2 separate regions of the Mus musculus genome follow, and region 2 is linked to region 1. A link is a loop called in an ENCODE intact Hi-C map of the cell type or tissue named here. Cell type or tissue: left cerebral cortex. All regions are shown on one strand.

Region 1 (2,500 bases):
CTGCCCAACTCAAGGTAGCACTTGGAGAAGCCATTTCAAAGAGAGGTGCCCAGGGGTGTGGCCTGTGCTCCCAGCAAATGTCACAGGATGCCACCAAGAGTCAGGGACAACACAGTGGCAGAGAACAGGGCTCAGAAATAGAAAGCTTCCACAATGTTGTCCTGACTCTCAGGGGCCTGGCCCGCTCTGCAGGGAACTCAGCTCCTCAAAGCCACCATTGCCGTTGTCGCAGCTACAGACAGGAAGCTCTTTCCCACTTTGGACACTCCTAGCCAGGGGACACTGCCGTGAACGTGCGTCTCCTTACTGGGGAGCCTCTGAAGGTAGAAGAACACAGAGAAACCCTTACTGGGGAGCCTCTGAAGGTAGAAGAACACAGAGAAACCCTACGTAAGCAAGACGGTGGCCTGTGGTCTCCAGCCCCTGCATCCTGCTTCCCTGCAGGGTAGGCTAGGCTGGTCTTTCATTCTGTGGAGCGTGAAGACTTAAGCCTACCGCCATGTGATCTTGTGAAAAGTCACCTCCCCTCTTCTGGAGGTTGGCACAGTGCTGGTCTTGGCTGGGAAGAAAGAACTGCTTTCGTTCCGTTAGCACCACATTGGGATGATGCTGTGAGCTAGCCTGCCTCACACCCAGACTAGCCATGACCAGGTTTTGGGAGCAGCTGCCTCTGTCATTGGCTTTACAATGGGCTGATTAGGAACTACCTCTTCTGTATGAGGCTGAAGGGACTGAAGGCTTAGCATCTCTCCTCTATAGGGCACTGCCGTGCCTCAGAGCATCTAGGCAATGCCCTGCTTGGAAAGAACATTCTAGAATTGTATTGGCTAATCTGGTTAAACTTAAGCTGATCACATTGGTTAAACTTAAGCTAATTAAAACTCAGTGATGTCACTAATTTATTGTCTTCATCTACACTAGCCTCCTTTCAAGCACACGATGGCCCCGCATAGCCAGCAGGTGCCAATGGTTAGAAAATACTAAAGACAGACCATCTCTAATACGTCAGAAAGTTATAGTAAGCAGCTTCATTCTAGAATGCCGGGTCCAGAGAGCCCATCAGACGGAGTGATGTCCTGAGTGTCTTATGTCACTTGATTTACAATGTGGAACAACTGTCCCAGCCAGAGCATTTCCATGCGCAAATGATGCTGAGCCGCTAACCACTACAACAGGAGGAACTGGCGTGCTCACACAACTAACACTTCTGTGTTCCAGGAGCAGCTGGTTGCCTGACATTCACCATCCTGTTGAATTCTGCAAAGGACTTTCCCATTAGTGACATATCTCCAAGATTCAGGTCCAGAGAGCCTGCAGGACGCAGGCAGAGTGGCCCAGCCAGGATTGGCTACAGAGCAGATCTGTGGCCAGGTATTCGGAGTGGGTTTGCCCAAAGGGTGAGGATGTGCTTTGTCTCTGCATTATCCAGCTCCTCTGGGAGCCAAGATCCCCTTAAGTCCTTAGTGTGGATATCATTCATGCTGTAGGATTTCGAGGGACCACTCTGAGCCAGTGCTTTCCCAGGTCACCCAGGCCCCAAGAGGAGCGGCTATCCCCCCGGGGTCAGTCACTATACAGAGATTATGGACTGATTTCTCTGCTATAGCCCTCTGCAAGGGTCAGGCCAGTGGAACTAGAGGAGGTATAAGTGCCAGGTGATGCCCAGTGCCATCTGTCTGAGGTTAGGGAGTGTCTGCATGTTTCTGTTCCAATCCACAGCCAGGGTGCACGGCAGAGAAGAAAGTGGGGCAAAGGACCGGCCAGACTCTGCAAGAGCCCAGTGCTTCCATCTATTAACCATCCTCAGCTGTTTGTTGAGCAAAGAGGGATTGTTGTAAGTCATTGACCCCAGGGGCTAAGTCTGCCTGGTAGCCCTGAGGAGACTCTTTGTGGACAGTTCCTCTGGGCCACAGAACACTCATCCTCCACCCCAAGTCCCTTCACTCAACTTGACCATCTCCTCGTGACAAACTCATAAGTCTGGCGCCCTGACAAGTGACCACCCACGATAACAGGTGGAGAAACTGAGGCCGGGAGAGCCCTGGCATTTACCAACCCTCCACTGTCTTGGAGCCTGACATTGAACCATGTCATATGCTCCCTCACGTGTCCTTTCAAAGAACGGTTCCCACCAACAAGGCCCCTGGTGTGGTCTGTGGCTCTGGACGCCAAACGAAGAGGCCTCTTTCCCATTCAGGCATCTTAGTGTCCCCTCCTCACTGCTGGCTGCCCAGGGACCCAAGTCACTGGGTGAGAGCTGTCACTCAGAGAGCATTTCTTCTCCTTCCGGCACTGGCTTATTTAGCAACTCAGAACCGCTAACCCTGTAATGGGTCCAGGAAATAGGCCTGGACCAAAGAGCTCCCACTGCCATTCAGGGGTTCACCAAGGACTCACCAGAACCGGTCTGCCAGCCTCAGAGCAGTCTCCTGGCTGGACTGACTTCTCAAGCCACTGGCATGAACTCATTGTGATGGAAAGACCCAGGCAGGCACCCATG
Region 2 (2,500 bases), 320 kb after region 1:
GCGATCTATGACCCAGATCTCATCTGAGTTCCAATCTCAGACATGAAGCCATGTTTACAGCGCTGGCACCTGGACATCAGACAGCAGCTCCTACCCAACAGTGTCCAAACCAGGAAGCACGATCGCTGTATCCAGCTCTATCCAGTTCTTCCCCCAGCTCGGAAAACAGACCTGCAACTGTCTGGTCCCCGCAGGGCCACACTCTGGACGTCACCCCTGATGCTCTCTGTCCCTCTCCTCCCCAGTCAGAGAACTGTGGGGATTTCCCCTAGTTTGCTCTTTTTGTTGTTGTTGTTTTGTTTTGTTTCTTTTTTATTACCCACTTTATTTACTTTACATTCATTTCTTTATTTACATGGTTTGGGGGCACAAGGTCTTGTGTAACTCAGGCTGGCCTCAAACTATGAGTGTAGGTAAGGCTGACCTTGAACTCCAGTCCTCCTGCCTCCACCTCGCTAACTCTGGGGCTTCAGGCACCTGCCACCATGCCTAGCTGCACTTCCCCTCCTTCCCCTCCATGTCAGCGCTGGGACTGAGCCACACCCCAGACCCGTAGCTGCCTTCCCCGCACACGTGTATGGCACCAGCTCCTGCTCACGCCATTCTCAGGATATCCAAGCTCCGCACTTGCCACTTTCCCACCACTGCCCATCCACTGTCCTGTGCTGCGTCCACCCCGGCAGCGACCTCTCCCATGGACAAATCCAATGACTTCCCTACTGCCTTGCTGTTCTTGCCACTGACCCTTATCCCACTGAGCAACTAGGATCTTCCTTCCTCAGTGGCCTTCACCTCAACTTAGGATTCTATATGCATCCTTTCCTATCTGTGCCTCCCTCCCACCACACTGTAAGCTCAGAAAAGACAGGGAAACATCAGCCTTGAGCACTGCTGCACTCCAGGGTCTGTTATGTAACGTAAGTGACTTGTGAATTGGTTACTACGGAGTAGGTAAGAAGATTCTAGAAGTGGGAGGATGTGGACAGATGTGGACAGATGTGGACAGATGTGGGCAGGTGGGTGGGGCAGGAACTGTAGGAAGAACAGCCTGAATACAAGTAACACAACCCAGCTTCCACACATCATTAACTTCCAGTGGCCTCTAAGGACCATATGACCCTGCACGGAGAGGACAACCAAAGGACATTGAAGACCACAATTCTAATCTCTAAACAGCAAGGCTTCTTACGGGGTTTCATGAGCACAGCAGGGTCAGAGCAGGACCCTGGGCAGCTTTAGGAATCTCTGAGAAGATGAAATATGCCCAGGAAGAAACAGTAGGAAGGCACTGGGCACAGCACTGCGGCATTCAGGCTGAGTAAATACGTGGGGAGCCTGCAGGGGAGAAGCAATCAGAGCTGCTGCTGTAACTGCCTGTGTCAGAGGCGCTCGCCCACGCTCGCTCATGGAGGAGGTGGCGGCAGCAGCAGCAGCATGGTCCTGAGGATGACTGGGGCAGTTCCTGGTGTCCTCAACTCTGATCTGGCATTTGAAATGGGTGGTGCTGCTGAGGAGAGATACAAGCAAGTGACAGGAGTCTGCTCTCAGTCACCCAAAGCTCATGACAGTGGGAAGCTGTGTCCCGCAAGGCTCCACCTGTAGCCCAGCGCCCTGAGCCACTCTCAGGGTCCTCGCATCCTCCCTGCCTTCACCCATCCATCCTTCCAGTCCTTGAAGGACAGGCTCCAACCCACCTCTACAGGCACACCTTCTCAGCTTACCAGAGCCCCATGCAGACCCCAGTAAACAGAACAACTGTATAAAATTCACCTCTGTAAAATGTGGACATCCCGCCTCCCCAGCAAATGTGGGCAGCCTCGTGGACAGAGATGAAGCCATGAACTACGTGCTCCATACAGTTTCATCCTTCCACAGCCTGGCTGGAAGAGGCTAGCCCCTCAGTACTTGGCATACAGTGCCTTGTGACACTCACTGAGCCAGACGGCCTACTCATGTGGCCCCCGTCCCATCTGCCAACTGGGTGCCGTTCCAGGCACCTGGGCACTCCCACACACAGGGCTGTGATGGTGGAAGGTGGTACATTCGAGGACAGTTTGATGACCAGCTTGGAAGAAGACACAGCCCTGCCCTTCTGGCACAGAAGCAAACAGACTCAATCATCGTGGTTTGTTTGTCTGATAGGACTAATTGTAACAGTACAACTGAATGACCTTTTATTGTTCAGTGGTGATACGCAGGCTACTCCCAGATGAGTGTGGCTTTGTTTATGTCACCTGGTAAGGATCCCTTTCTCAGGAAGGTATGGTGCAACCAGCTTAAGGAAAGTCATCCAACAGGTTGTCCTTGGAAAACAAGATCCCTGCTAGAAAATGACCACAGTGATGGAAAAAGGAGGGTCTGAAGACATTGATACTGGAGCTGGAGATGTAGGTCTGGCACCTAGTGTGACAAGCCATCCCATAACCTCAGTTTGGCTGGATTCCATGAATGAGCCAGCCAGTCCTATACTACCCTCCCTCAGACAGGCAATACGAGGCAA

What was found. A loop is a pair of places that touch in the nucleus more often than their neighbours do. Peaks named below come from ENCODE experiments on the same cell type or tissue, not always from the same donor. Only the 100,000 strongest peaks of a DNase experiment are listed, where the experiment ranks them.
Region 2: a loop joins it to region 1, with 2.4 times the contacts of the local background. A loop is called at or near these places in 2 of 42 quality-filtered maps.

The regions. Positions count from the first base shown.
Region 1 is chr13:56,063,664-56,066,163 of GRCm38, reverse strand. No RefSeq gene overlaps it. Among named protein-coding and RNA genes, the nearest start is that of Gm31485, 56 kb to the left of the region's middle. In left cerebral cortex, no CTCF peak of the experiment used is centred here; no DNase peak of the experiment used is centred here.
Region 2 is chr13:55,741,367-55,743,866 of GRCm38, reverse strand. The region is part of intron 2 of Pcbd2 (pterin 4 alpha carbinolamine dehydratase/dimerization cofactor of hepatocyte nuclear factor 1 alpha (TCF1) 2); the gene reads right to left. Among named protein-coding and RNA genes, the nearest start is that of Pcbd2, 15 kb to the right of the region's middle. In left cerebral cortex, no CTCF peak of the experiment used is centred here; a DNase peak (open chromatin) is centred at 1,355; H3K27ac peaks cover 269 bases.